Linked DNA regions of Mus musculus: region 1 is linked to region 2. A link is a loop called in an ENCODE intact Hi-C map of the cell type or tissue named here. Cell type or tissue: heart. All regions are shown on one strand. Links, peaks and the distances in the headings refer to the core of each region. The heading gives the core; the rest is flanking DNA. Region 1 has its middle 8.1 kb from the start of Gm33176. Region 2 holds the start of Gm33280 (a long non-coding RNA gene).

Region 1 (8,333 bases), core at 254-8,253, 200 kb before region 2:
ACTGGAGTCTGGTCCTCTGCAAGAGCAGCAAGTGCTCTTAGCTACTGAGCATCTCCCTAGCTTCAACATTCCTTACTTTTTGAGACAGTCTCTCAAAATAAACCTGGACTCATTGGTTTGGCTCAGCTGGCTGGTCACTGAACCCCAGCGATCCCCCTGCCTCTGTCCACCCTGTGCTGTGGTTACAAGAGCTCACCACCATGCCCAGAATTTTGACCTGGGTTCTGGGCATTAAACTCAGGGTTTGCAAAGCAAGTACTTTACCAATTAAGTCACCTTTCTCCTGCAGTGGGGTGATCTGCTCTGCAGCCTGCTTTTTGTTCAGTCATCCCTTGGTATCTTCAGACAATTGGTTCCGGGCCCCTCTACAGTTGACAAAGTCCATGGGTGCTCAAGTGTTCACGTATGACAAACATACATACCCCAGGTGCTTTAAATAATCCCTTCACTGCTTACGACACCTGATACAATACAAACCAGTCTATTTAGGGGATATGAGGATAGAGAGCTATACATGTTTGACACAGACATAATTATTCTCTACATATCTTCCATCAGAGAAATGCTAACAAATGCTAAACCCACAGATACAGATGCCCACCTGTGTCAGGTTTTGTTGCAAGCATCTTGTCTTGTCAATTCGTGTGCTTGGTAAAAACCTTTTGATGGCTATACCCCACCCCCAGGGCAATGACTGACCTGTCTCTTTTTGGCCCGAGAGTTCAGCACAAGCTGTGTCTGGACATGCTCTCTCTGGGAGGTTTATAGGCCAGGACGAATGAATTCAGGAACACCCACACATGCCAATATGGTAAGAACATTCCATTTCCTCTTCATTTTAAAATAGTCATCTCTAATAAAAAATATAGTTTGGCCTGTGGGTTGGCCTCCTTCTGGATGACCTGAGTTTGACCCCAGGACCCAGATGGTGAAATGAGAGAATCTACACCCTCAAGTTGTTCTTTGGCAGTCACATCCCTGCCAAGGTGTGTATACATGTGCCAGTACAGCACACAGCATGGGTGCATGTATGCACATGTGCACACACATTCGCGAGCACACACACACAAACACACCCATACATTTTTTTTAAAGGAAAAAAGGGATTTAAGGTAAAGACTGGCCTTTCCTATGTTAATATGCTTCACACTTGTCTCTTTTTGTTGTTGTTTTTTGTTTGTTTTTGTTTTGTTTTGAACGTAACTTCTGTTCATTTGCAAACCAAAATTGCAAGCATGGTATGAATTTGTAAGCCCACTTTTTCGCACACATGCTTCTTGGGCAAACATTTTCTCCTGTTCTCTCACACCTTCAGAAAATTATTAACCTGCTGGCATATTTTAGCAAGCCACGCCCCTAAAGTGCACGTAAACGGTTGCTGTTTGACATCTGTATAAGCAAAGCTTCAAGGTTTCTCTCAGGAATCACACCTGTGAGTCCAAGGGTGACTCACCTTGGGCGGAGTCCATGTTTGCCCTGCTCTGGTCCTTTCAGGATCTTGATGACTTCCTGGGGCAAACTTTCCCTGAACGCCCCAGGCCCTTTGTGTCCCTCCTTCAGGTGTCCTGTCTGGACAGTCTTCAGATGCCCCAGGCGGGCTGTGCTAACCACTGGGGCCTGACTAGAGAGATGCATGTGAAACACACCAAAGAAGACAGGACAGGCAGATAAAGACTGGGAGAGCTAAGAATGATGGGCAGATCTGGGCAGTGGTGGCGCACACCTTTAATCCCAGCACTTGGGAGTCAGAGGCAGGTGGATTTCTGAGTTCAAGGCTAGCCTGGTCTACAAAGTGAGTTCCAGGACAGCCAGGGCTATACAGAGAAACCCTCACTCTCCAACGCCCCCCCCAAAAAAAGAATGATGGGCAGAGAAAAACACAAGAACAAAGAGAATGCTGGGAAAGACAGAGGGCCAGGCAGGTCCTGGCTGCTAGTGCCCACCATGCCCATCCCATGACAACTCACTGAGCCCCTCACAGTCTAACCTACACTCCAAAAAGGCAGAGACTTCTCCAGAATGGCTCCCTAGGTCCCACTAGGTATCTGATGGAAATGAAGCCACTCCTGGTTTGGATCCAGGCAGCCTTTCCCAACTCTGGAAAGGAATCTCCCTGAATGCAGATGCAGGAGCAGTTGTTCAAGAGGCATTAATGCATGTGGCCCAGGTCAAGGCAGCTCTTCGGGCCCTGAGAGATGGTGTTCCTATGTCTCCCATCTCAACCCCTCTGCTGCTCCTGCCTTGCTGCCCGCTGCTGACCACACCCCTTCTGTACTTTCTCCTAGTGCCTTTCAATTGGCTGCCTCAGCTGCCCATCTCTATTTTCTAGAATCTAACGTCCCCATCCCAGACAAGCCCTGACTCCACCAACCTGCAGCAAGAAGAGCATAGATGAGCAACATGGTCATAGCAGGGATACCAGCAGAGGTCCAGGGCTCAAGGGCACAAGTATTTGTGCCCACGAATGGGAAGAAAAGAACCATACAGAACACATGGCCTATCGAATCCTACAGCTCTATGACAGCAAGAAATCCTAGGAAGGAAACTCAGAGGCCTTGGCCACCCAGGGCTTTGCCAGAGGAGGAAAGACAAAGGGAGCAGATGTCAATCAACAATGAGGAGCTGGTAAGATGGCTCCATGGGTAAATGCACTTTCCACACAAGCCTGATGAGCTGAGTTCGACCCCCAGAACCCATGTAAAGGTGAGAGAAGAGAACCAGCTCCACAAAGTTGTCCCCTGGTCTCTACACACGCACCCACACACATAAACAATAGTCAATGATAATACTGCCCAACTAGTAAAGTTCTAACCTTGCAAGCATGAGGCCCTGTCTTAGTTAGGGTTTTACCGATGTGAACAGACAGATACCATGACCAAGGCAACTCTTATAAAGGACAACATTTAATTGAGGTTGCCTTACAGGTTCAGAAGTTCAGTCAAGGTGGGAACATGGCAGCATTCAGGCAGGCATGGTGCAGGAGGAGCTGAGAGTTCTACATCTTCATCTGAAAGCCACTAGGAGAAGACTGCCTTCCAGGCAGCTAGGGTCTTAAAGCCCATGCCCACAATGACATGCTTCCTTCAACAAGGCCACACCTCCTTATAGTGTCACTCTGTAGGCCAAACATATTCAAACCATCACAGGCCCCAAGTTCAATTCTCAGAATCTATCTTAAAAAAAAAAAAAAAAAGACACTTATAATCACAGTCCTAAGGAGGTAGAAGCAGTAGAAGCAGGCAGATCCCAGAGGCTCGCTGGCCAGCCAGCTTATCCTATTTCATGAATTCTAGGTCAATAGGAGACCCTTGTCTCTAAAAATACAAGGTGGTGAGTAGAACCTGAGAAATGACAACTAAGTTCACTCTAACTCTTGGTCACTGAGCCAACAAGAGCAGTGAGTGACCCAACCCAATAGTCATGTGACTAAACACATGCATTTATGTATATGTATATGTGTAATGTATTATGCACATATGCATATATGCATGCTTGCACACACAAACACACACAGAGTGCAGAAAAACAAACCAAAGCTACCATGGTCCATATGCCTGCATCTAACTGAGATCACTGCTGGAAGGCTGGGGGAAGAGGGTCATTGTAGTTATCACCCAGCCCACTACCCACCTGCCGCCCAGTCAATAAAATATTTTTTATCATTTTGACAAGTGGAGTCATTTCATTCACTGCATATCAGACCCACAGTAGCTGCCGGACATCTCTGAAGGTATCCCTCGCTAACCCAGAGGTCACTGGAGGAAGGCCAGTACATCATCAGCCTGTAACACATCTCTGCCAGATCCCTAGAAATCATCCTATTGTGGTCCTGGATGGATCCCAGGGATGCTCGGAGCCACTGCAGATGCAGCCCAGGCCCTCCCTCCTCTGTCCTCAGCTGCCTTCTTCCTCTTCCCAGAAGTCTTTGTCCTCTGCCAACCTCTCACTACGGTCATGATCTCTAGGTCACTGAGCCAAACAAGAGCAGTGACCCAATCCAACTTCGCATAGTCACGTAACTAAACAATTGCTCCTTGGGCTGCGAACTGTCCTACCTGGAAACCTTGCCCATTGGACAGAGACGTGATGAGTCACTTCCATATAAGACTGCCTCCAGAGGTAGCAAAGTCTCAGAGGACATGAAGGGCTTTGACTGGGGGATGGCAGGGGGTGGGGGGAGAGAGTGTGGCTCTGGGCTGCCACAGTGGGAGGGGGCAGGTCCTCATCATCAGAGTAGGGACTTCACTTATGTGTCATATCAGTAACTATCATGTGCCTTTCATGCTTACTGAACACAGACTCTGAGAGTCTGCCTACTTATCTTGTCCTAGACTCCCGCATGTTTCAAATCTAAAACTCTCTGTCCTGAGGCAGCTTCCCTCCTACGTCTGTGACATGGAAGGAAAAAGAAAAAGCAAACCGTTAATGATGTTAAAAACATTGCTTCCTTTCTAACAGATGTCACTTTCGTTTATCCCATGATATAAAAATACCTGCAAGAAGGTGGACTCTTATCCATAGAAAGAAGAAGACCCTGAGCCAAGACATCCAGCTGATCGCCTCAACATGGCTTCCACGGTCTGTGTCTGCTGGATACCGTAAGTGGTGTTTAGGTGACACTGCCTCTTTTTGTTTCCGTCTAGGCCCACCCCACTCATCTCTCTTAGGTGTCTTAATCTCCTGACTTGATGGTGCTTTGCAGTCTGTTTAATCTGCTAGTTACCCTTTACCCTTTTACGTTTGATTGCTACGTGCTTAATAGACTCACTCATTGTTCTCCAGACTGCATCCAAAAGTGTCATGACTTGTAAAACCATAGAATGTAGGCAAGTATCCAACAAGTGTCCCCTACATGGGCAGCATGGATCTCTTGGACTCCCAGAAGCAAGTAACTCGCTCTGGGTGCCGTCAACAACAGAGGTGTATTGTCTTAAGTCTGAAGTCCAAATTCAAGGTGGTAGCAGAGCTGTCTCCATCTGGGGACCAGTTAGCCAGTCTCTCCTGTGTGTGCGTATGGGTGTACATGTGTATGTATGTGGACATCAGAGGTCATCCTCTATTCTGAGTCGGGGTCCTCTTACTGGAACCTCGGGCTCTCTGATTCCACTAGACTGGCTGCTGGCCAGCTCCAAGGATCTGCCATCTCTTCTCTTCCTCCACACTCCCCACACATTAGGGTCAAAGATGCATGTAGGCACACCTAGATTTTGTTGGGTTTGTTCCGGAAATATGTATATATCCCAGCATATATATATGCTGGGGAATCCCAACTTAGGTCCTCATGCCAGTAAGGCAGGACTTTACCCACTGAGCCACCTTCCCAGCCATGACTCTGCTCTTACTGGAGTAGGGGGCCTGCACAGTGACCTGCTTTCAGCTTAATTCATTTTAGAAGCAGCCTATGTCCAAATAAGGTCATACTCTCAGCTCTCAGCAATTAGAACTTCAGCTTGAGTGTGGGGGTGGAAGGAAGCTCAGACCACAGAAGCTGAAGTGGCTGATAACCCACTGAAGACTTCTGGGCATCCATGCAAGCTGCTGACCGCCAAGGCGGCCACTGGCTGCTCCTTACAGCCACCCAAGCAACAGTGGAGAAAAAAAAAAAAAAAAAAAAAAGGCCCTGCCAGCCAAATCCGACAGAGCTGTCATCAGTCCCCAAACAGCTCGCTCACTGCCTGCTTTGAGCTCTAAAATAACATGCTGATTTTGGAGCCAAGACTAACTTTAGTTACCAGTGATGCTGTTAGCAGGAGAAGGATAAGTCATCCCATGAGAATGGAATCCAAATGAATGAGCTAGCCCTGCGCCTCACTGGGATTCGGGCATCTTTCCCCCCTCGCAGTTTGCTGACATTGTCCTTTCTAATTTGAAACAGCCTTATAGAAACCTTTTCCTAAACATGACACATTACTATTTGGGAAATATAAAAAATAACTGATCATTCTGCTTATCCATATCCACTGTTACTTTACAAACCATCCCAAGATCCAGCAGTCTAAGGCCCCGTGATTTAACTCACCCTCACATCTGGGGAACCAGAGTGGGCCAGGGCTCAGGGGATAATCCTTCTGACCCTGAAGTTGGTGGCAGTGCTCAACAGTGCTCAGTTGGGAGCACGGATAACCCCAGGATCCAGGACATCTCTACTCTTATAGACACACTCATACGCATACCTATACAGGCACATACACTTTCCACACACATACCTTCCCATAAGCAATCTATTACACACACACACACACACACACACTCATATTTGTGCCTGTACATACATGCTTGCTCTCTCTGTCTCTGTCTCTGTCTCTCTCTCTGTCTCTCTCTCTCTCTCTCTCTCACACACACACACACACACTCGTGTATTTGAACACTTGGTTTCTACGCACACACACACACACACACACACACACACACACACTTCACTCACACAGGCACTCATGTCTCAGCCCAAGTTGACCTAGAATAAAGCCAAATATAACCTTGAACCTCTCTGGCTTTTCTGCCTCTGTCTTCTAGGTACAGGAATTACAGGCTGTATCACCACGCATGGGTTATGAGGACGTTATACATATTAGGTAAACACTCTACCAAATAAATCATGTTCTATTCAAATATATTTCCAATCCCCTTCCAGAATTAGACAATGCCAACCCTTCATGTCACTGTGAGGATAGGATGTGTTAGCCACTATGTGACATCTAGTATGTGCCGAGAGGGTGACAGCTGCTGGTGTTATAATCTTCAAGGACAATTTCATGTTCTCTCTATACTGAATTTGGCCCATGATATACACTAGAAGGGACTCATTAATTCTACCATATGTCCTAATTGGAACCACATCTGAATTACTGCCACTTGAAGGAAGAGGAAAAGCTAAAGAAAAAAGAAAGTGAAAGAGGGTGCTTTTGACTTGTTATCAGGCAAACATCTCTCCTCGCCTCCCATGATTCCTCTCCAACCGCTTGGGTTAGACTTTATCTTACAATAATCCCATGGCAGGGGACTCTGGGGACTTCTGAAAGCCTGCAAAAATGTTGTGTTATCAGTAATAGGTCAGACAAAGCATCGTTGACATATGTGTGCAGAGGCAACAGGTGAAAGCCACTGGACACCAACACCAGCTGGCAGCTGCCAGGAGAGTCTAGAAATGGAGCCTTCAGCCAGAAATGGAAAAGCAGAAAAGCAAATAATCTTGAAATAAGGGGGAAAAACATAAAGATAATGGAAAAAACAGAAAAAAACAGAAAATGGCCTGACATTAACGCTTTAGTACAGAAGGCAAAACAGCATGGTCAGAGAGATAGATACATTAATCAACAGAGCAAATTAGAAAACTCATAAATAGACCCACAAAAATATGCCTGGTGGGCTTTGGGATGTGTGTGTGTGTGTGTGTGTGTGTGTGTGTGAGAGAGAGAGAGAGAGAGAGAGAGAGAGAGAGAGAGAGAGAAGGTGGGGGGAGGAAGGAAGGAAGGAAGGAAGGAAGGAAGGAAGGAAGGAAGGAAGGAAGGAAGGAAGGTTGGTTTTTTTTTTTAATAAAAAAACCAACTCAAAAATAGATTATCGACTGAAATGTAGGACATAGTACAATAGATTCTAAATAGATTCTGATGAGATGGGTCATCAGTCAAGAGTTTGCCCAGCAAATAAAATGACCTGAGTTTTGACCCCTAGAACTCAAGTTAAAGAGACAGAGAGAGACAGAGGTAGCACATTAGAAATTAGAAAACTCATAAATAGACCCACAAAAATATGGTGGGTCTCCACTTTTTTTTTTAATTCCAGCACTAGGAAGGCAGAGACGGACAGATCTCTGAGGCTGTTGGCAACCCAGACTAGTAGCCAAACTAGTGAACTCCAGGTGAGTGGGAGACCCTGTCTCAACAACAGCAGCAGCAGCAGCAGCAGCAGCAAAATATGAACAACCTATTACGAACAACGGAGGTTGACATTAGCAGACACACAGACACATACACACACACACACACACACACACACAGAGAGAGAGAGAGCAAGTGTTTACTGGCTGTGCTATCTTCCCAATACAAAATTATCTGTCTGTCTGTCTGTCTCCAACTTTTATTGTGCTAAGATGTTGTGCCGGGTTTATTTATTTTTATATGTATGTGTACCTGTGACACATGTATAGGTGCCCATAGAGGCTAGACGAAGGCATTGGATCCCCTGCATCTGGAGCTACAGGCAAGTATGAGTCTCCCAATGTCAGGGCTGGGAACAGAACTCTGGTCCTTTGGAAGAGCAGTAATCACTTTTGTTTGTTTGTTTGTTTGCTTGCTTGCTTGCTTTCTGTTTTTGTTTGTTTGTTTTTGCTTATT
Region 2 (8,333 bases), core at 163-8,162:
AATACAGTCACTTGCCCCTGTCTCTTCCACTGGCTCAGCTAAACTTCAGGACCCATCAGCACTGCTTAAGTCTAAAAAGAATCTCGAGTGAATTTCCTTTGCTAGTTCTAGCATGGTGAGGCAGGGAGTTGCACCATAGCTGTCTGCCTGTGTGATTCCCGCTTCTCCAACAGGGATGGCCTAGCCACAGGTATGCACCCAGTCCTGAACACAAATATTGCTTTTTATATGTGCTGGGGAAAGGGCGAGTCCCACTAGGGATGGGAGCCGGGTACCCCACTCTCACTGTCACTATCTAGTATCTCAGAAAATGTCAGGCTTTAGGACCCAGAAAGCGACCAGGCTCATATGTTAAGTAGTTTGGTCCACTGTACTTAGTGAACACTGATAAGCTAATAACATTGTTGCATTAGGTGCGGGAGAAAGCTTGGGCATAGCTGAAAGAGAACTAAGATACCTGACGCATGAAGGATCTCTGAACAAGAATACTTCCAGACAGAGCGGAGCCAAATCGACCCATAGAGGTAGCAGTCAGCCAAATGGAGACTGCAAAAGACCTGGGGCTGGGGAGGAAAGAAGTGCCCTCTGGGCCTCAGTGGCTGCCAGGGTGATCTGCAATCAGCAATAAAACCCAGAGGGTAGAACCCACTGTGAAATGAGGAGCAGGCCAGACAGACTCCAAGGTAACCTGGCAAAAAACAATGCTGGGTGAGACCATGCCTGGCCGCAGATGTGGTCCGCCCTTGCCTTGTGGTCCGTGGTCAGTAGGATGCTGGAAGCTGCCAGCTGCACTGAGGCAGTGGGCTGGGACCATGGAAACGATGGAGACATCTCTAAGTACCAGTAGGAGACATGGACCTTAGGAGGGGCCTTGGGGACACACTTTAGGGCTCAGTGAGCTGAGTGGGAGTGGGGATAAGGAGATATCAGGGAAAGATAGCCTCACACAGAACTCAAGACAAATAGGAGCTTGTTTGTTTGTTTGTTTGTCTGTCTGTCTGTCTGTCTATGTGAGTTTGTGACAGGGCTCAGCCAGTACTTGCTACCAGGTCTGACAACCCTGAGTTCAATTCCTGAGAGCCACATAAAGAAGCTAAAGAGCCAGCTTTGGCAAGCTGTTCTCTGACCTTCACATGCATGCCGGGATGAATGGCAGGGACACACACGCTACCCCTCACAGAAATGTCACTTCAATTTTAAATTGATTTCTTAAGTTCTTATCTTACGTTATGAATCTTCTGTTTGCAGGTATGCCTGTGTACTACTTGTGTGCAGTGTCCACGAATGCCAGAGAGGGTGTTTGATCCCCTGGAACTGAAGTTGCAGGCGGTGGTGAGCCACCACGTGGGTGCTGGGATTTGAACCCTAGTCCTCTGGGAGGGTAGCCAGCACTCTAAACCACTGAGCTGGCTCTCCAGACCTCTAATTTATTATTTTGGTAGTTGTCTGCATTACACTAAGTTCTAGTAGGGGGCAATGGTGGACGCCTACAAGGAGGAGCAGCTGGATCCTCAGCAGGTGAAGGGCTTCCTGGACAAGAATGAAAAGCTGACTGCTCCCTGATGTCGCCGTGGAAGGAAAGAACCGCTTCAGACAGCTGCTCTCCACACACTTCCCCTCCCGTGGGTGGCACCGCGTGCCTGTGTTCACACACTCACCACATGTGCACACAACAGTAACGGCAAAGAAGGGACATCAGCCTGGACAGCTGTATCACCTACAGGACCATAAGTGTTTCTTCTGATCCAGTTGTCACTCTGAGTTGATGCCCTTTGGTGTGTACTTTATGTCTTTGGGTTTTGCCGTTGTTGTTGTTGTTGTTGTTGTTGTTGGCTCCCTTTCTGGGATGGGTGGATGTGCATATGTTGTGCCTCCCCAGGAAAAGTCTGTCACACAGCAGCCTGACAACTGGACTTTAAAGCCCAGAGCCCATATCAGGGGAGAATTGATTCCCACAAGTTGTCCTGGTGACACACAGACCATGAGACAATGCACTCCCACACATACGCGTACCCACACACAAAACACATGTCAACTAATTATGAATTTCAGAGTTTACTTTCTGATTCTCTGTTTCTTACCAAGAAAAAACAGAGGAGAATCAAAAGGGGTCATGGGAAGATATAGCCAAGGATGTACCTCTAGTGACCTTCCTCCAACAGGCCCCAACTTCTGCATTCACCAGTGAACGGAAATCTGTGCTTCTCTAATCTCCCAGGAGTCTTGGTTTCTTTTCCTGTTGCTGTGATAAAGACACCCTGTCAAAAGCAACTTAAGGAAGAAAATGTTGATTTGGCTCAAAACCCCAGGTCACAGCCCATCGAGGTGGCAGGGGGAGAGAGTAATTCACCCATGCTTGTTCTGAGCTCACTCTGTCTCATTCAGTGAAGGGCCTCCACCTCAGCCCTGAAATTAATATTTTTGTAGTTGTCCCCCACATTCAGGGTGGCCTTCCCACCTCAGTTCACTGAATTAAGAAACTCCCTCACAAGCATGCCCACCGGCTAATGTAAGCTACGTAATCCCCCAGAATCCCTTGAGAAGCCCCTCCCAGGTATTCCTGGTTGTGTCAAGTAGACTATTAAAACTCACCACATACTAGGTGCTTTTTAAAAATGTGTGCATGTGTGTGTGTGTGTTTGCACATGTGCACATATAGAGACTCAAGGGTGTTGCAGGGAAAGGGGCATCAGAGAACAGCTTTATGAAGCGGTTCATAAAGGAAAGGGTCTTTCATCTTTCCATGGGTTCCAGGGATCAAACTCAGGAGTCAGGCTCGCCTAACAGTGTGTCCCTCACTGAGCCAACTCATGGACCCTCCTGCATACTTCTTAATCAAGTTGACAAAATTAACCTCTGCAAAGGCATTCCCTTTGTTGTGGGTTTTTGCATTATTATAAGCACTGCTTCAATCTCCTTCTTTGTTCTAGGTCCTGCATGATTTTATTTTTGTCTCTTTGTGTCAGTTTTGATAGTTTTCACATTTACAGGCCCTGCAATTGTCAATGTATATACTTCTTCCAAAAGCAGGTGGCAGGGGCTGGAGAGTGGCTCAGTGAAGAGCACTTGCTGCAACTTCCACAGGACTAGAGTTCTGGTCCCAGCATCTACACTGCACAGTAGCAGAGCTACTCGTTATAGCGCTGGCTTCAGGGGAGCTGATGCCCTCTTGTGGCTTTCACCGGTACTGCAATGCATCCACTACCATAGCTCTTTGAGGAATAGGTAGTAATAACTTTTTCTACTTTTGATTATTTGAATATTTTCATTCTCTCTCTCTCTCTCTCTCTCTCTCTCTCTCTCTCTCTCTCTCTCTCTCTCTCTCCCTCTCCCCCTCCCCCTCCCCCTCTCCCTCTCCCTCTCCCTCTCCCTCTCTCTCCCTCTCCCTCCCTCCCTCCCTCTCTCGTCACCCCCCCTCCAATCAGTCTACTGAAGGCTTCTCAATTTTGACATTTTCTAGGAAGTAATTTCAGTTTCATTGATACTTATCCTTCCCTTTTGTCATTTAATAATTAGCACACTCTTGCATTTCATTAAGACATTCAGTTGGCAGTGAACTTGAGGCTTTCTCTTCCATGCTGAGGACTGACTTCAGAGACTTATGCTCTACCACGCAGATGCTCACAGCCCTCTTGGTTTATAACATGGCCATTAACAGCTAGACATTTCCCAGTTACATTTCAGGAGTTTCACGTGGTGTATTTTCACTTTAAATATACCACAGTATTTCCAAATTTCCCTTTTGATTTTTTTTCTTTGATTCATTGGAGAAGAATTTGATGTTGCCATCCAGGCACTTCAGTATCCTGAAGATCCAGTTGCTGAGGAAACTGAGGGAAGAGACCTACCACGAGGACACACAGAGACTAAGTAACCCAGCTTCACTTGGACTGAGTGAGACCCACTCCCCTTCTGACAATGCACAGTAGCCTACTGCCTTCTGCACTGACTACGTGCACACTCATCCCTCTCCAAACAGTGGATCTGGCTTCCTCAGAACCTCCTCAAACCCCTGCCTTCCAAGCACTGTGTGTACTCTCTGAAGAGTAGTACAGATTTCTCACTCCTAATGACAATCACATTAGACCGTTTCTACTTAACTTTCCTCCCAATGTATCCAGTAGGAAGAAGAGAAGCGCCGGTTTCTGGGGTATACACGCGGAGGCACATTGTGTCTGTTGAGAGACCTTGGAGGTAGACCTTTACCATCTTCTGCCTGTATATAGTTGCGCGTAAATATGATTAGAGTAAGATGCACTATGTGAAGAGGCACTCAGTATGACATACTCTACCAAACTACAATGTAACTAGCTGCGGCAAGCTCCTGTCTGCACAACCTCACTGCCTACCGTGGATGCACAACTGGGAGCCAAAGTAAAACCTTAGGTGGCTCTTGTCATTTGTTGCAGCGATGAGAAAAGTGTTAGTGTGTGGCTATGACCTTCTTTATATGTTTCTAAAAAGACAGTGTGCTGGGGGCATAGGTCATGGCAGGGCATGTTCTCGGCATGGCAGAGGTTCTGAGTTCAAGTCCCAGCACTGTGGGGGGAAACCCCAGAAAAAGCAAAACCAGGATTAGTGATGGGTGTGGGTCCTGGGGAGAACTAAGGTTGGTGGAGAGCTTGCTTAGCATGTGTGGAGCCCTGGGTTCCAGCACTTGAGGAGTAAGGGGACAAGATTAGGAGTTTAAGGCCATCCGGGCGACAGAGACTCTGAGGTTAGTCTGGGGTGGGATGGGGAGACACAGAGACAGAGAATCTAGTTTTGTATTACTGTTCTGGGAGGAACAGCTGACTAAGCGGCAGGAAACGGGGTGACCTCTCCACTGAGGCTCACGGGAAGGAGGAGGTGAGGCAGGGTGGGCAGGTTTAACCTGACATCATTTGAATGGTTTCAGCAAACACAGGACATTAGTTGCCATTCTGTGTCCAGACGAGGCTCAAGGGTGATATGGTCGGTGGTCTGGAGTGTGAGCCCAAGAGAGAAGTGGCTGAGGGATTAATTTGACCTTAACAGGCAACCCTAGAGGGCAGACCTCTAGTCAGAGCCTCCTGTTTGAATCAAATGGGTGTTAAAAAGAAAAGCTATCACAGAGCTGCCGTTAGGCCTAATGACTTGAGTTCAATTTCTGAGAGGAAAGCTAACTCCTATAAGGCATTCTCAAACCAGTGTGATGAATTCAGGATATCTCTGGTGACATGGCCTCTGCTCACTGCAGCCTTAGTTCTACACAACAATCGAACCGTGCACTGGCGACACCGAACAGAGCCAATGAACACTGCATATGAAACTTAATGATTTACGTACAGAAAATGCACCTTTAACACATGTCTACCCCTATTTCCCAGCATGCATCAACCCATCTTTGTATTGTATTGGTTGGATGTGTTGGTTCTTTGTTGGCTTAACAGTGCCTCCTCTGGCAAAGGACCCAGCACTCATATCAGGGGGCTTGCAATTGCTTGTAACTGCAGTACAGGGGATCTACCCTCCTCTGGTTGTACCTATACACACAGTACACATAAACTCACACAGGCTCACAACGCACACATATACACACAAGCTTAAAAATATTTTAAAACTGCTGCTCAAGTTGCATCTTTTAAAATTCAGAAAGAAAAGATGGGGCTTGGGAACTGGCTCAATGGTTAAAGTACTTCTTGCACAAGACGGACAACCTAGTTGAGATCTCTATAAGCCACATTACAGAAAAGGGAGATGTCAAAGGGTATCTATCTGTTACCCCAGCATTGACAGGGAAATGGGGAACAGGAGACTTTCCAGCAGCTCCCAATGGAGCCTGGCAAATACAGTGGAGAATGAGACCCAATCTCAAAGTGGAAGGTGAGGACCGTCAGCCCACTGACTTCCACATTGTGTACTGAGAGTCAGACACACACACACACACACACACACACACACACACACACACACACACACAGAGAGAGAGAGAGAGAGAGAGAGAGAGAGAGAGAGAGAGAGACACACAAAATTAGAATAGAATTTCCAGGGGTTTCTGAAAATGGCTCTAACACATCTACCATTTGTATTATGCATTATGTGAAGTGAATACCGACAGCTACCTTCAGCCCATAGCATCAAATATTTAGCTAACATTTAACTAGATAAACTAGCACATGGGCCTTATTAGTACACAACTTTGCTTTTTGTCTTAAATGAGTGCTGTGGTGGCTTGATGAGATGTTGGAAGATGTTGGGGCTGTGAAATGGCTGTCCAAGAGAGCTGCACACACGAAGTGGAGCCAGCCCACCAGATGCACGTATGCTGCAGACGGCAAGCCTGGAGGGGCAGAGGCACCTAAGCCCTTTGACACAGGACATGGGGCTAGAGAACTGAGTTCATCCTGCTGGGCTTCGGTCTTCCTTTCTGGTTCAGTATGTTCTCTGTGCGGACTCCTTCCTTTCAGAACAGTGATATATGTCCTGTACCACTGTATGGGGGAAGTCTGTTATTTGCTTTTCGGTTTTACACATCGCCCTGAGTCTCAGAAGAGACATTTGATGTTCAACTTCACGAACTTTGCATTTTTATGAGGTCACAAGACTATGGGGGAGGCCAGGGAATGGAATGCGGGTGTTGGAATGAGACACCACCGACAACCTGACACATTTGATTGCTTTCTCTGCAGTTGGCGATGCTGTGTGGGGAGTCGTAGGGTGTGTGGTCATGTCGGAGCACCTGCCTGTCACTGAGGGAGGCTTTCTGGGTTTCACTTGCCCCATTGCTAGTTTTCTGTTTCCTGTCTGCAGCTCAAAATGTGAGCCCTCAGCTTCTGCTCCAGGCTGCTGCCATGCTTCCCTCTCATGACAGGCTCTGACTCCTCTGGAACCATAAGCGCAAATAAAAGAAAGCTGCCTCGGTCATTGTGGGTTGTTTAGTTTAGTTTTGTTTTGAGACAGGGTTTCTCTGTGTGGCCCTGGATGTCCTGGAACTCACCCTGTAGACCAGGCTGGCCTGGTCATCATGATTTATCCCAGCAATATAAAGGTAACTAATACAAATGATAAAATTATGTTTATACCAGACAATGTTTTAAAATACAATGATTTACTATCAATAAATGTCTAGTGTGTGTACCTATTTTCTATACTCAGGGACACATAAAAATTCTTCAGGGGCTGGAGAGATGGCTCAGTGGTTAAGAGTACTGACTGTTCTTCCAGAGGTCCTGAGTTCAATTCCCAGCAACCACATGGTGGCTCACAACCCTCTGTAATGGGGACCGGATGCCCTCTTCAGGTGTGCCCGAAGACGGTGATAGTGCACAAACATACATGAAATAAATAAATCTTTAAAAAAACAATTCTTCAGGCAGAAGGAGCCTAGGATGAGAAAGGTTTGAGAAGCTCTGAGCTGGAGCTGAATTGGGGTAATGGTGGACACCGCCCAGATGACCTTCCAGCTAGAAAACCATCTCGGATGTCTAAGGTGACAGGTATGGTATACTCATTGTGATCATCACTGAGAGATTTATATTTCAAGCTTTCATGCTGTGAGCCTTGAGTACTCATACATTTATAATTAAAACTTGAGAATAAAGATATAAATGTGGGACACATTAAGAGCAATAAGGAATTAACAAGCGAAATTTAAGAGTCAGAGACGGGAGATCTCTGGGATTGCTCGTTAGTTTATTTGCTGGGTTCTATCAGAGAAGACTTGTCTCAAACAGAGGAGAGGACACCTGAAGAGTAGGTGCATGCACACACACACACACACACACACACACACACACACACACACACACACACACAACCAGTCCCCCCCCTAAGCAAAACCAAACACACAGCGACACAGAGCTCCCGCTTCTTTGCCAGGTTGTATTTAAGCTTCATTTCCCTGTAGAAGCTTCTGCTGCCCACTAAGCTCCTCCACCCCACAGGCACCAGGCCTTGACTGCCACCTCAGCAAGGGCACATCAGTCTCAAGTGTGCACTGATCCTGGAGCGGCCAAACTGTTCAGCTCCACTCGTGCAGCTCAGACAAGGGGAGGGCAGAACCTGCAGGCCTCTGGAGGAACCCCGTGAGGGGTCTGCAGCACACTTGGAGGCTTTGCTCTGCTGCCTCTCAAGGTCATCACCACATTGGTCACCCAGGCTCAGTTGGGGGCGGGTCCCAGAGTTGGGGGCCTGGCTGTTGGCCCAAGATCTGTAGGACTCACTGTGGCCAGACCCTGGGACCTCCCAACCTCTCAGGCTTCGTGACTTCTGAGAGGTGAAGGGTAAGACTATCTTCTATCAGTCTGCCCTTCACTCACACACACACACACACACACACACACACACAGAGAGAGAGAGAGAGAGAGAGAGAG

What was found. Peaks named below come from ENCODE experiments on the same cell type or tissue, not always from the same donor. Only the 100,000 strongest peaks of a DNase experiment are listed, where the experiment ranks them.
Region 1: it touches region 2 in a loop (2.2-fold over the local background); 1 of 42 quality-filtered maps calls a loop at or near these places.

The regions. Positions count from the first base shown.
Region 1 is chr1:35,929,795-35,938,127 of GRCm38, forward strand. No RefSeq gene overlaps it. Among named protein-coding and RNA genes, the nearest start is that of Gm33176, 8.1 kb to the right of the region's middle. In heart, for the core only: no CTCF peak of the experiment used is centred there; DNase peaks (open chromatin) are centred at 3,887 and 5,707; H3K27ac peaks cover 4,128 bases.
Region 2 is chr1:36,131,639-36,139,971 of GRCm38, forward strand. It overlaps Gm33280 (a long non-coding RNA gene), which reads left to right and starts at 347. Exons shown (of 3, transcript XR_003948643.1): 1 at 347-683; 2 at 1,249-3,225; 3 at 3,774-5,583. In heart, for the core only: a CTCF peak has its summit at 3,174 (motif pointing left); DNase peaks (open chromatin) are centred at 2,213 and 3,143; H3K27ac peaks cover 1,728 bases.